4 separate regions of the Homo sapiens genome follow, and all the other regions are linked to region 1. A link is a contact called in ENCODE Hi-C data. All regions are on one chromosome and are shown on one strand. The core of a region is the stretch at or near the end of the contact, and the rest is flanking DNA. Distances in the headings are between cores, read along the strand shown. Region 1 holds the start of TADA1 (transcriptional adaptor 1). Region 2 holds the start of GORAB-AS1 (GORAB antisense RNA 1). Region 3 holds the start of NUF2 (NUF2 component of NDC80 kinetochore complex). Region 4 holds the start of SCYL3 (SCY1 like pseudokinase 3).

Region 1 (3,500 bases), core at 658-3,157:
ATGTCCATTTATGTATATTATATTGTCTAACATTACAGTTTAAATGGACATTTAACTGAAAAACTGTAGTAAAATTAGTGTTAATAGGTGTATAAGTGCTGAGAGAGAAAGGGATATTTAATTGAGCTAGACGTATGAGTATTGTCAAGCATGGGTTCAAAAAGAAAATCTTTGAGGCCTATCTTTCTTCGTGGCTAGAGACAAATGAGAAACAGGGATTCTTCCTGGAAGATGTACCCAACTATCTGTAGCCTTTCCTAGTCCTGTTGACTTGATCCTTGAATAGATTCATATATATGTTTGAACCTGATTCAAAAAAAATGGAGGTAGCCAACCATAAGTCTCAAAACCAGCAGAGAGGAGATATGCGTAAAGGGGAAGAGCCATGTGATTTGTTAAAGTCAAGTTAACTAGAATGCTGAGTCCAAGTGTGGGGTTATGTGGGAAGGCCAGTGGTGTGTGAGGTACACAGGTAGGGTGAGTTCAGATCATGAGAACATTTGAATGCTGGAGTCTGGAATTTGTTCAGCAGAGCGTGGGGAGCCATGGAAAACTTAAGTGGATATTTTTTAAATGTGTCAAAACTTACCCAGAGTTTTGACACAGAGAGGAAGACTTTGCCTGACCTTTGTATCTCCTTTCACCTGTGTATCTCCAGTACTCAAAGAGTTCCAGACACATAATAGGAGCTCACTGTATGAATTCAAGTGAAGAGAAGGTGCCCGGCTGGCATTGCAGCCAGGACAGGGCTTGTGGGTTTAGGTTGGGCAGTGAGGAAGTTGAATGAATGAACTTAAGGGGACATCTTTGGAGAAATTACACAAGATCTAAAAGCTATCTAGGATTATTTAAAAAACTTTGGGAGGCAATTTGACAATATACACCAAGGCATTTATAAATATTCCCATCATTTGATCCAGTAATTCTATGTGTGGGACTCTATGCTAAAGTAATAATCCTAAAGGAGGAAAAGTTTTATGCATAAAGAAGTTTTGCTTCATTATGCTATATGCTTCAAAAGCAATATTACAGTATTGCTTTTTAATAGAGAAGAAATGGACACAGTCTAACAATTGGGAAACAAGTTGTGTACCTTCTATCTGTGGGGGTATTTAATATGTTGTCATTAAAATTATTCTAAAGACAATGTAATACTACAGATAAATCCTTAAGTTTAAAAACGTGCAAAATTGAACATAGAATATTTTAAGTCATGGGAGTGTGCGAAGTGAAGGAGAAATCTCTCTCAGTTAAGTGTTTGTCCGGGAGTGGTAAAACACTTTTTCCTTCTTTTTATCTTTATCTTTCTGTGTATTTTCCAAATTTTACATAGTTACCTCATTTACTCAAATACTTATTAAGCATCCACTATGTGCCAGGCGCTGCTCTAGAGAATTGCGGGTAACAGTGAATAAAACACAACTCCTGTCCTCGAGCCATAACATTTACAAGATAAATCAACTAAATGTCATATGAGACGGTTAGTGCTCGGGGAAAAATAAGGCAAGGAAAGAGTAAAACTGATACTGCATTTACTTTTTTAAATGGAGGGGTAAGGTACTCCTCCAGGCAGAAGAACAGCAGGCTGAATTCGGAATTGCCCCAGCGGTAACAGAATGAAAGAGCTTGGGACACGCCAGCCTGTCAGCAACGTTGCAGCCGAGGCGGGGCGCGCGGGTTTAGGATGGGCGCGCGACAAGGTGAAGCGGATCACGTGACTCGAGGGGCGGGAGGAAGAGAGCAGAGTTTGGCCGGGCACCTTCCCTGCGAAAAGGCGGGCGGAGCCGAAAACCAAACAAACGACTTCTGAGAGATTGGGGGCGGGACTGACGGCGGCCGGCTTAGCTTCCAGAGCCAAGGCCTTCCGCCGAGTTGGTTTTTGGGTTGTTGATCGCGGTGGCCGGGCGGTCTGCGGTCGGGCTGAGACACGCGGAGCAATGGCGACCTTTGTGAGCGAGCTGGAGGCGGCCAAGAAGAACTTAAGCGAGGCCCTGGGGGACAACGTGAAACAGTAAGAGCTGCCCTAGCACAGCGTCCAGGCCAACACGCGGGTGCTCTCCTGGCCTCGGGCTGCCAGCCCGCCCCGGAGACGCCCGCGTCGCCCGGGGGCCTGTGCAGCCTGGAGTCCGCGGCGGCGGGGCTTCGGGGTTTCTCCGGCCGGGGCGGGGCGGGCCACCTGAACTCACCGCCCTGGAGAGACCGGGCCTCCTGGGCGCCCGGGAGACATCGGCGGGCGCCGTTGCTCGGGACTGTCTGCCCTGGGTGGGGCGGGAGAAGCGCACTTCGCACCCAAGGGCCTGCTGAGCAGGTGCGGGCCCCAGCGCGGGCGTGCGGGATGCGGGAGGCTGACTTGGGCGGAGTGAGCCGGAGCCCTACGCGTCCAGCCAGAGGGCATAGCGCAGGGCGGCCCGCCCCTGGAGGGCTTCCTGGAGGTGGAGGCCTGTTGAGCTGGTGTGATCTGCTACGGATTATTGGTAAGCTCTTTTGACAGCAATTTCGTAAGGCAGACGGACCCTCTGGTGAAATCACAGTCATTGAACACTACAATTATAGTGATGATAGCAGTAGCGGACATTTTAAACATTTTAAGCTCTCTAAATATATTATCTAATCCTTACAACAGATGTGAGATAGGTACAGTTGTTATTCCCATTTGACAGATGAGAAGACTGAGACCTAGTGCGGACAAGTAACTCTTCAAAAGTCACTGTCAGAGTTGGGACCCACGCTTTTGATTCCCGACTGATGCATTAGAGGGGCTGTAAAGGATCCCAGAGACGCTCAGCCAGACCTTCATCCAGGTTATGGCAGGGGACCTAGTGCACAGTCAGGTTAGGTGCAGAATGGCCAAGGGTAAAATCAGTATCCAGTCAAAGCCAAAGCCAAAGAGCAAAAAAGGAACCTCTGGGATACAAGGAAGAGTTTGGAAATTTTCAAAACGTTGTTATTACAACTTTATTTTTCAAAAATATAGGAAGCAAATATAAACGTTTAAAATTACAGTGCCTGTGTTGTTGCTGCTAGATGGCTTCTCTGGTATTCTACACATTTGCATTACTCAGTGGATGCATACTTTTAAATGATGTTGGTGGAGGAGCAATTTGGGAATACTTAATTTTTCTCCAATACTTTCTTTTCATCCTTCTCTGTTCTTTATTATTACTGGATTGAAATTACTTAGGTTGGATGTCATACATGAATTTTGGAGTTTTTCCTTCATGTGAAATTTTGGGGTGGCAGAGTTGACAGTCTACTTTTCATCCTAACAAGATAATAATGGAAACTATAAAAAGATTAAAATTAAAATCTAAACTGTTATTTTAGCATAATTATTTAATTTTTGGTGAACATTTATTTACGCCCAGAGATATGTTTCACTTTGTGTTTGGGGGTTGGGGTCTTGCTCTGTGGCAGAGGCCGAAGTACAGTGGCCTGATCACACAGTTCACAGCAACCTTGATCTCCTGAGCTCAAGAGATCCTCCCCTGCTGTGAGCCTAT
Region 2 (3,500 bases), core at 442-2,941, 3.7 Mb before region 1:
TGTGTTGTTCAAGGGCCAAGTGTAACTACATATACTGTATTAACAAACATTTTAATGCATGTGGCTACAGTTAATACTAATATATTCCCACCAGCTGTACAGTAGCCCGCTAGATGAGTATACCACAATTTATTTATCCATTCCCTTGTTAATGGACACTTTGGTTGTTTCCAACTTCTTAATATTATAAACAAGACTATTAACAACTTTCTTGACTATGTTCCTCAATGCCCATACAGGGGTCTCCAGAGTACTACTGTCCTTATTTTTCCTGGCAACCAACTCCATCTTCCTAAATTATTCAATAAATTTTTAAAGATAGAGAACAGCTAGAAATGGCTTTAAAATTAAAGGGCCAAATCCTCTAATTTTACAAATAAGGAATCCAAGGAGAAAAGATTTAGAGGAAGAGCTGGAAGTTCTATATGCCAATCACTGTGTTTAGCTACGGGTATACAAGGAGGTTAAGATATTTTCCGTCCTCGAGGTGGTCACGGACTAGCGATTTGGTTTCCACACTACAGTGGGCCTTGAAGTTCAGGTCCTCACCATCCTCTATCTACCCCCGGTTGCAAAGATATTTCAAAATATACTTCTACATAATGAATATGTTGTTTAATTTAGATTTTTATATTAAGTCATCTTTACCCTGGAAAATGCGCCTCTGCTAACACACAAACTTTGTGAAATCTTCCCAAGCTCCATCCAATCCCCGGCAGAGTGAGGTTCCTCTTGTCTCTGAAGCAAGTTCTTGCAATATCTACTATCACATAACTTTGTGGTTTGTCTCCTCATGAGTCTACTGGAGTCAGACCAGAGGCCAGGGCACTTGTACCCTGTATATCAAAGTATGTGAATGGATGTTGAAAACACAAAGCAAAAGAATTTGAGTATATCAAGCAACACAGAGTCAGTTAACTACATAGCTTAGCCTAACCTTTATGATAGAGTTTTTAAAGTCCCCTGGACCAGTCAAAATGTCCCCAGTCGATATAATCTACATTGGCCCTATCTTACTAATTTACTTCTTTTCCCACTTGTCTGCCCTAGATTATTCTCATATTTATGCTAAAAATGCACAAGCTACCAGAGCAACATCCAATTTCCCCACAAACGCTAACAAAAGGTTTACTTCATTTGCTACCAAAATAAAGTATTTGAATTAAGGTACCAAGAGTGATGTACACTTCTTACAGAAATTGTGTGTACTACCACGATAACCATACAGATCACTGCGAAATTTCAACCACAAGCAAAGTGCAATTAATATTACTAAGTTTTCCACCAACAATCAGCAAACTTAATTCCTTCCACAACAACAAAAAAATTGTACAAGCCCATTCAATGATTACTCTATAAAGCCAGAGAGAGAAGCACAAGGTTAGCTTACTCCAAAGTCAGTAAGACTGTATGTATATAAACATATAAAGTCTTCACATCTACCCTCTCAAAGACCCTTTTGGTTTGCTGATTCTCAAAAATTGGGAAGTACTGCAAAAATCATCTGGCAACCAGAAGTGAATGCAACACTCCAGATGAATTGTGAAAAGTACCGAATTTTTGCCTTTATTCAGACGCCTGTGCTCCTTTTTTCCAACCATCTGCTTCTATAAATTCATCACAATTCTAATACGGTGTGCGCCCCTCCTCCTTCCCTTACCCTGACCCTAACCTTCCAACCGTTGATTCCTGCAGCAATCTTCCCTAAGGGAGACACCCCGGCTGTAGGCTCACTTCCTCTCCCAAGTCCCATTCCTTTCACAAGAGTCAAATCCCTACAGTGGATTCCTGGACCGTTTTTTCTAAAAGAAGATCCCAGTCCTCTGGCTTGCCCCTCCCGTCGTGACTCCCAGTAAGTCCTCCTCTGAAACCCCCTAATCCAGTCCACGTACTTACAGCGCCTTCCGCTAACACAAACGTAGCCGCTTCCACGCCCCCTTTCCCCGCCAAAGCTGCATCCCCGCCTCTTCCCCTTAAGACCCAAGAATTAAACCACTGTAAACCCATCTTGTAACCTTTAGTCTGCTTTAGTCTCCTCAGTTCCTCCTCAGAGAATCCTGCCCAACCTTGCGCCATCGGCCCGGGCCACCGGCACCCCCAAAAGTGCCCAAATCTCGCAGCCGCGACTGCCAACACTGCTGCCCAGCTCATCCGGGTTTTTCCCCGGCCGCGGCCAATCAGTGCATCGGGCTCCAAACACAAGGCCCTCTCTCCCCGGCCTCAGGGTCCGGCTTCCTTCCAGGCTGCCTTCAGCAGTGCCTGACAAACTGCCTAAGGAAACCTTGCCACGCAGACATTCGTTTCCTCTGGCTTACCTCTACTCTCTCTCTCTCTCATTGTTTCTCACTGTTGCTGGTTAATCGCTTCAGGAGCTAAGGGGGGAAATGGCGATGGGGATAAGGGTGGAGATAAACAGGTATTTGGGAAGGAGCAACAAGTCGGTGGCGGAAACGGGAGATCTAAGTGCCTTTGGGGTCCTGTACCTGTGGGGCGGGAGCGGTGCTCTCTGTGGCTCTTAGTGTGCCCTAAAATCCTTGTGTTTTGCTGGGAGTGTGCACAGCGCTGGAGGCCTCCTTCAGATTAACTCAGGAAATGATCAGATTTAGGATTTTGATGATGAAGAAACATTTAAAAGGGGTGGGGTATAATTGATGAAAAGGGAACAGGCATAACCAGGTCTCTCGCAGGCCGGAGCGGCTCTCAGATTTCTTTTGCTTTGGGTTGTTTCCTTTGTGAATAATTATAATATGTAACTTTCCTCTTAAGGGATTTCTTTTTCTTTTTTTCTTACTTTTTTTTTTTTTTTTTTTTGAGACATAGTTTCGCTCTTGTTGCACAAGCTGGAGTGCAATAGCACGATCTCGGCTCACTGCAACCTCCGCCTCCCGGGTTCAAGCGATTCTCCCGCCTCAGCCTCCCGAGTAGCTGGGATTACAGGCGCCGGCCACCACACCCGGCTAATTTTCTGTATTTTTAGTAGACACGGGGTTTCACCATGTTAGCCAGGCTGGTCTCGAACTCCTGACCTTAGGGTATCCGCCCGCCTCGGGCTTCCAAAGTGTTGGGATTACAAGCGTGAGCCACTGCGCCCGGCCGGGATTTCTTAGTCTCCCCTTTAAATCTGTTTTTCAGAGAAGACATTGTAAAACGTCGGTGCTGGGGGATGGGAAAGCATTTCTTAGGATCCTGCCTGGAATCCTAATACCGTAATTCGGGTTCTGCCTTGAACACTAACCTGAGATCCCATTTCCTCATTTGAAATATGGTTGCAAAGATTAAAAGATGCAAGCGTTGTCAAAATACACATAGATAAGGATGATTCAAGAGAGACCTAGTTATACTATTTTTCATGGTTCTCTTTCACTATTTTTGCAGTAAGAACAACAAAACACCTCATCTTGGCTTACATTTTAAAATACTTTGGCTTTAGTGTGTTGATATTTTTAAACAAAATGAAAGAAAGGAGTAAAGTACAAAATAAAACACGTCAAGAAAAGTTG
Region 3 (3,500 bases), core at 329-2,828, 3.6 Mb after region 1:
GCCCAGTCTGGTCTTGAACTTCTGGGCTCAAGTGATCCTCCCACCTCAACCTCCCAAAGTGCTGGGATACAAGCATAAGCCACCTTGCCAGGCCACAGAGCTGGGATCTTTTGGAATCCAGATTCTGATGCATCACATATTAGATGTTCCCTTCAGCATAAATATGCATTCTACATTTTCATCTAAGTCACAGCCTTAAAAACTGTTCATAAAAGGACTGGACCAAAGAAAGACTTCAGAAAAAGTCACTTTTCCAAAAAAGCTGCATCTGAATTAGAGAGTATTGCAATAGAAAGCGTAGGTGTAAAGTATCTTCATAATTATTATCACTTGTTCCTCTCTTCTCTAATGTTTGGCACTCTGCTATCAGATTAATCCTTATAAAAACACTTAACGCATCATATAATATTTGTATGAAAATACTTCAATTACTCACCTTACCCACCACATCAAATTCAAATTTTTCTGCTAGGCTTCTAAACCCTTTAATAATTGAATGAAATTTCTGCTCCAAGTTAGTCTCCTAACTTTCCCAAACTTCCAGTATTTCCTTTTGGAACCTCCTCCAATATCCAAATTCTATCATTCTTTCGAAGTACAATTTCAGTTACAATTTATTCATTAACGAGAGATGAAGACACTTTCCAACTACATAGTTTGAGCTCCTAGGTGGGATAAAGTATATAAATGACTTAATATATATGCAGTAATACTCTGTCTAACGAGTAGCAAAGATTAACCTATAATTACTCATCTGGTTTCTCATTTATTTGCAGCACCACGATGCTGAGCAGAGTGAGTAGGTACTAAAAGTACTCTGTTAAATTTTACACACTTCGTTTTGTTAAAATAAACTATTTGTGGACATCACAGTTCCACGAGGCAGAGATTAAACAAAAATAAACAGAAATGGCTCCCAACTTCAATGAATTAAGTAAAACGTTCCTTGAACTTTTAAAAGGAACAATGATGGCGTTATGCATGCGTAGTGCTATATATGCGCTGCTCTTTTCCTTTGAATTTTGGATTAGGTGTGATATTTTTACCTTTTCATTCATGGTTTTGGATTTGGTTAAGAAACGTTTGGCAACGGAGATGTGTAAAAAGCTGACAAGCATCTGCAGCCAAATAAACCACATTACCACCGCCTTTCCAAAAATCACACATAAATGTATGCCTAACTTGAACAATTTCAGCTCAAGCTCGTCTTCTTCGGTCTATGCTGCACCAGAAAACACCCGTTAGTTTAGTAGGAACTGAGCTCTGGTTGTTTCTGGGACTAACATCAAATAAAAAGTAACGACGGGCCCGCCCCTCACCTCCCAGGCTCTGGTTTCTTCCGCCTCCTCCCACCGCTGAGCACGACGAAAACACCGCCAGGCCCAGCGTCCCGGCACCTGCCCGCGCCTTGGGATGGAGAAGGCGTCTGTCTGCAGGCTTCCTTCCTCCGTCCTCTCGCGCTCACCTACAGTGCCGGCCGCCGACAGGAAGACGGCGAGTTCGGGGAGCAGCTACAAGCAAAGTCAAAAATCAGCAAACGTCAACCGTCATCACTTTTCAAACTTGCCGCCTCCTACTGGAAGTCCCGCCCCATTCCGCCAAGCCCACGTCCAACCGCGACGGATGCCGGTTGGGCTCAAGAGACGCCAGGCAGGTGGGACTGGAGTTGTCATGGAAGGGGCAGGGCGCAGGGCGGAACCATTGCTCGCGGAGCTGGCGTCGAGTCGGAACCTCGGACTGCAGGAAGTGGGAGCACCGCGGTTTCGGGGAAGAGACCGGGGTTGAGCGTCTAGCCCATCTCTGCGTGACTTCCGCCAGCGTTTAGAGCGTTTTCGGGGTCCGAGTTGAAGAGCAAAACCAAGTGAAGGAAACTTCACTAAGTTCAGGGTGACAAGGGAGGAAGTACAGAGGTAATTTATAGAATTCCAGAGTAATAATAACTTGTTGAACATTGATTATGTGCCGGGTTTTGTTAGATGCTTATAAGCATCATCTCATTTAGACTTCATTAAAGGGGAGAAAAGGGATAGTGGAGAGATACTATCATCCCCTCAGGTGAGGGCTCTGAATCAGAGAATGCAGTTCTCTGCGCACAGTAGTTCACAAGTAGCATAGCTGGGATATGAACACACATCCTCTGACTCTGTGCTCATAAGCACGACTTCAAGAGGTGGAAGGAACATAACAGTTCATCTGGTCAAATCCTCTCGCTTTCACCGATATGAAAACTGGACTCAGAGAGAAGTGATTTGTTAGAAGTTATACAGTAAGTGGGACTGTAAAGTAGAAACCAGGTCTCCTGATTTTAGCTTCTCCCTCTTCGATCAGTGCTTTTCACCTCTGAACTGTTCCCCAAATTTGCACATTCCTGAGTGAGTTGCATTCTTCAGATAAGGGGCCCTGAAATCTGTATTTTTTTACATGGTATTTTGTTTGTTTGTTTTGGCAAGAGTGGAAACACTGCATTTAACACAAGTTAGGAAGCCATGGCAGGCCTGGTTGTCAGGGGAGAAAGCCATTAAGTTTTATTGAGGTTTGGGACAGGAGAAGACGTAATAGGACTTGTATCTGGTCACAGAGTAGAGCATCATCTGGTGACAGTCGTGTGTTGGATGGGGAACCTGAACTGAATTATGTGAAAAAAGTGCTAGAAAGGTTGTATTGAATGTAGACACAAATTCCGCTGCTTTGTCCTGTCCTGAAGAACTAAACCTATTGATAGTGAAGTCTATACCAATTCTAAATAAAAATACATTTCATATCATTAGTTCAGGGCTTTTGTCTTTCCTTTCAATGTCTATTTACTGATGTAAGTCTCAAAGTCGGAATCTAGTAAGACCCAAAAGGACATTAAGAAAATAGATTTTAAAAAAATATTAGAGTCAGTGAGGAAAGCAGAAAAAAGAGACCTGTCTCATTGACACTTGCCAAATCAAATTGATTACTGATACATGCATAATTTCCACCAAATTATATGTCCTTAGAGGCAGGGAAGGGAACCATAGCGTAGTGACTGAGAGCACATCTCTACGGTCAAAGGGAGTTGGATTGAAATCCCTGATCACACCATTTACTACCTAGGTGGACTTAGGCGAGCTATTTAACCTAACTGAGCTCGTTTCTGCATCTTTAAAATAGGGTGACAGTTCTATCTGCTTTATACGGTATCATGAAGATTAAGTGAATTAGTTCCTGTAGAGTGCTTAATTAAGTGCCTGGCAAAATTGTGAGTACTTGAAAAGTATTAGCTGTTATTTTGACTATTATTATTTATACATGGTCCCTAGGAAAATACCTTGCAAGTGGCAAGTGCTCAACAAATGTCTAAATTGTCGTTGAGAATCTAGAAAAAAAACCAAGCGATTTATGTGAAAGCCAAGATTAGAATGGACCATGGAGAAAGAGAAAAATGAGGCAAAGGAAGAAAAGAGCAAGACAACCATTTTGTTATATCAACAATAAATATTGTTTATTTGGGGGTTAATATTACTATTGATGTG
Region 4 (3,500 bases), core at 499-2,998, 3.0 Mb before region 1:
ATAATTTCTAATCTTGTGGCTAATGTTGGTAGTCTAGACCCCAGGCAAGAAGGAGGTTGGTTTTGGGAAAGGGCTTTTATTGTTTTTGTTTTAAACTGTAAATTATAAACTAATTTCCTTCCAAAGTTAGTTCAGCCTATGCCCAGGAATGAACAAGGATAGCATGGAGGTTAAGGACAAGATGGAGTTGGTTAAATTGGATCTCTTTAACTGCCTTAGTCATAATTTTGCAAAGGCAGTTTCATTGCTACCTGAATGATTTTCCTAACTTATCCATCAATCTCCTGGAAGCCTTTCTCCTTAACCAATGTCTTCAACTCTGCCAGACATGTGGCAGCTTCTTCATCAGCAGATGTGGCCTCTCCAGTTATTTTTATGTTTTTCAGTCCAAACCTATTCCTGAATCTGTGTAGCCATCCCTTACTTGCAGTAAATAGCTTGGTGTGCCTAATTTCAGGGGATCCCTTTCTTAAGTCTTCCTATAGGCTCAACACTTTCTGGCAAAACTTACTGCGGTCAGCTGAAATACGTTTTCTGTTCATGTCTCCCACCCACAAATGTAATGCCTTTTCCGTCTTTTGCTGTTGCACCTCAAACTACAAAAGTTACAGCCACAGTGCATGATAGGTGCTTAGTTAACTAGCACGAATCTTTTTCCTTCTTCACAATTTCATGGATAATTTGTTCTTATCATAGATTTTGGCAACCTCAGCATATGACTCTTTTTCTTTCCTTATTAAGTCCAGAGCTTTCACCTTTTCATTTAAAGGAAGCACTTTACAGCTTCTCCTCGGCATATCCAAATTGTCAGCACAATTCCTGTGCTTTGCGGCCATTATTAAGTAAAATAAGGGTTACCTGAACATAAGCAGGTGGTATCTCTCATTATCTCTGCTATACTACGGGTGCATCTGTTAACCAAAGCAGCTACTGAGTGGGTAATGAGTGGATACTGTACACAGCGCGGCTACCTGCGACAGATGATTCGCGTCAAGGGTGGGACAGAGTGGATGGCCCGAGATTTAATCGGGCTACTCAGAATACAGGCGGTTTGAAACTTAAGAATTGTTTATTTCTGGAGTTTTCCATTTAACATTTCTGAACCAAGGTTTGACCACAGGTAACTGACACTGCAGAAAGCATGGAGGGGGGCAAAACTACTGCATTAATATTAAAATTTTCAAATATTACTTTTTGCTAAATGAAATGTGATTCAGGACCTTCCCTCTCAAAGATCAAGCGAGATCACCACGACCTCCGCCAGCAGCGGCTCTGCACGACTCCACCCTCGCAGCCCAGCCAATCAAAGCTACAGGTTGAGTGACGTCACTCTCCTGAAAGTCCTCGCTAATTCCCGTACTCCTTTTCTCCGCCCTGCACCTCTACTGTTTGCTACAAGTGGCCAGCAGCCATTTTGGATTTGGGCGGAAATGAAATTAAAACTGTGCTGTTAAAAGCCTAAAAATTCAAGTCAAGACAAACTTAAGCATTCGACCAACACATCTAGAAAGGGGGCATCTTCGTGGACTAACTAGACCACTGGGGCAGTGAGTGAAACTCGGTATCGTCGCGGCGCCCACACTTAAGATGGCACCGGCCTGAGACTCAGCTGTGCGGCCTCTCTACCTCGGTTCCTGGTTAGTTGGCCTCATTGGTGGCGTCGGAGGGAGGAAGGTGGGCCTTCTGTCCCGTTTCCGGACCCGTCTCTATGGTGTAGGAGAAACCCGGCCCCCAGAAGATTGTGGGTGTAGTGGCCACAGCCTTACAGGCAGGCAGGGGTGGTTGGTGTCAACAGGGGGGCCAACAGGGTACCAGAGCCAAGACCCTCGGCCTCCTCCCCCGCCGCCTTCCTGCAGGTAACAGGGAGCCCTGCGCTGCGCCCCCAGTCCTTGCAGGACTGCGCCGTGGGGGAAGGGGCCGGGCGGGGAGGAGGCGGCGGGCGCGCGCCCCGCTCGCGGGTCTGCGCTCTGGGGCCCGCGCGGGAGCGAGCTCGGCGCGGCGCCGGCGGCCGGTTGAGCTGTGCTCTCAGCTTCGGAGCAGCCTCCCCTTGCTGATTGTGGGGCGCCCTGTAATCTGCGCTTCGCGGGCGGCCCCCGACGGGTGAGGCGCCCGCGGCCAGAGCTCTCCAAGGCGGCCGCGGAGTCGGTCCTCGCAGGGAGGTGTGGAAGGTGAGGGGCCAGCGAAGCGAGAGCGGCGCCTCGGCCCTTCAGTGACCCCGCGGGGTCGCGGCAAGCAGGGCGAGGGTGCTCGGCTGGGCGGGTCACTGTCCCGGGGCGGCAGTGCCCGAGCCCGGGGGGATCCTGGGGGCGCGCCCGCCCTCGGGAAGGCGGCCTCATTCTTGATCCAAGACCAGTGCCCGTCCCCCAAGGCCCAGCTGGCTCCTGTCTTGGCATAGTGCTTTCTGTTTAGAATAAAGATGAAACATTTCTCGGAAGAGCATATTCAGGAATCCATGTGAAATTCTCGGAGTCGGGTCTCGAATTTTGGGGGTCACTGTTAACTGCTGTTTTTAGGGACCCATGTTCTTATAAAATGTATCTTGAGCTGAAATCACAATTATTTTGGTCCATAAAGACTTAATTGTGTATTGCTTGTCAGCTAGCAATGCTGGACTGAGTTCCGCAGAGGGAATATATACCTGAAACACGAAAGCAAGGGCCGGAGTAACGTTACCGCTGGATACCAGAATATCAGCCAGTACAGTGCATCCTTAATACTCAGAGTGCAAGCCATTATCTTTGGAACTTTCAAGCTAAGGGAGCTAGGACCAAGGTAGTCTCGAGTAATTGCTGGGAAAAGAAAATATTTGGTAGAAACATTTCCATAGAGCACACGGGTTTCTTAGTTGAGTGTATGAGTTGCCCTTTGACCTAGACAAGGGTTTTCTTAATCTACAAGCGGTCCAGAAATTTTATGTGCTGCCCAAGTAGGCAAAAGAGTGGAGGGAGATTATTAAAGGGAAGACTGATGCATATTCAAGTCAGAGACTGTCAACTCAGCATTTTATTATAGAGTGGAGATGCTAAGTGCTACGAAATACCTATTACGGGATACTAGGATATCCTTTTCTACCTTCTTGTGACTTTTTAATTTCAAAGCTAATGAGCAAGATTTTGTGTTTTCCCCGTCCTCAAAACAACAGGAAAGCATTTTGGAAGGCCAAGTGTTTTTCTTACATTTCAATAAATCAATTTTAGCTGAATTATCATTTTTAAAGCACTGGCGGGCATGGTGGCACATGCCTGTAATCTCAGCAACTAGGGAGGCTGGGGAGGGCAGGTAGCTTGAGCCCAGGAATTCCAGGTTACAGTGAGATAGGATAGCGCCAATGCACTCTAGGCCAGCAGCAACAGAACAAGACCATATCTCTATTTAAAACAAAAAACAAACAAAAAAACTTCTTCATATAACAGTATTTGTGCTTCTTTAGATATATTAGTGTGAAGAATTACTGCTTCAAAACATTCTCAAATTGCAATAATCAGCACACCTTTTTAATT

What was found. Hi-C counts contacts between places; a loop is a spot of excess contacts on that map. Pooled maps may share reads with other maps.
Region 2: a loop to region 1 is called in a map of B cell, with 14 times the contacts of the local background. The contact joins the promoter of GORAB-AS1 here to the promoter of TADA1 in region 1. A Hi-C loop is called at or near these places in 1 of 168 maps with a recorded cell type or tissue (B cell), 1 of 37 single-sample maps with no recorded cell type and 6 of 50 pooled maps.
Region 3: a loop to region 1 is called in a pooled map, with 12 times the contacts of the local background. The contact joins the promoter of NUF2 here to the promoter of TADA1 in region 1. A Hi-C loop is called at or near these places in 2 of 37 single-sample maps with no recorded cell type and 9 of 50 pooled maps.
Region 4: a loop to region 1 is called in a map of CD4-positive, alpha-beta T cell, with 5 times the contacts of the local background. The contact joins the promoter of SCYL3 here to the promoter of TADA1 in region 1. A Hi-C loop is called at or near these places in 3 of 168 maps with a recorded cell type or tissue (CD4-positive, alpha-beta T cell, IMR-90 and naive thymus-derived CD4-positive, alpha-beta T cell) and 8 of 50 pooled maps.

What each region holds. Positions count from the first base shown.
Region 1 is chr1:166,874,671-166,878,170 of GRCh38, reverse strand. TADA1 (transcriptional adaptor 1) reads left to right here and starts at 1,907. Exons shown (of 8, transcript NM_053053.4): 1 at 1,907-2,011. The coding sequence starts at 1,938. RefSeq lists an enhancer at 1,521-1,570 and silencers at 1,971-2,020, 2,051-2,450.
Region 2 is chr1:170,530,800-170,534,299 of GRCh38, reverse strand. It overlaps GORAB-AS1 (GORAB antisense RNA 1), which reads left to right and starts at 1,691. Exons shown (of 3, transcript NR_125958.1): 1 at 1,691-1,852. GORAB (golgin, RAB6 interacting) reads right to left here and starts at 2,134. Exons shown (of 5, transcript NM_152281.3): 1 at 2,016-2,134. The coding sequence starts at 2,076.
Region 3 is chr1:163,320,032-163,323,531 of GRCh38, reverse strand. NUF2 (NUF2 component of NDC80 kinetochore complex) reads right to left here and starts at 1,578. Exons shown (of 14, transcript NM_145697.3): 1 at 1,320-1,578. It overlaps LOC127814295 (a long non-coding RNA gene), which reads left to right and starts at 1,797. Exons shown (of 5, transcript NR_182654.1): 1 at 1,797-1,910. It also overlaps a transcript of RGS5 not described here. RefSeq lists enhancers at 1,359-1,588, 1,629-1,838.
Region 4 is chr1:169,892,144-169,895,643 of GRCh38, reverse strand. It overlaps SCYL3 (SCY1 like pseudokinase 3), which reads left to right and starts at 1,748. Exons shown (of 13, transcript NM_020423.7): 1 at 1,748-1,856. RefSeq lists enhancers at 1,321-1,730, 1,405-1,992, 1,993-2,580 and silencers at 1,931-2,010, 2,251-2,310.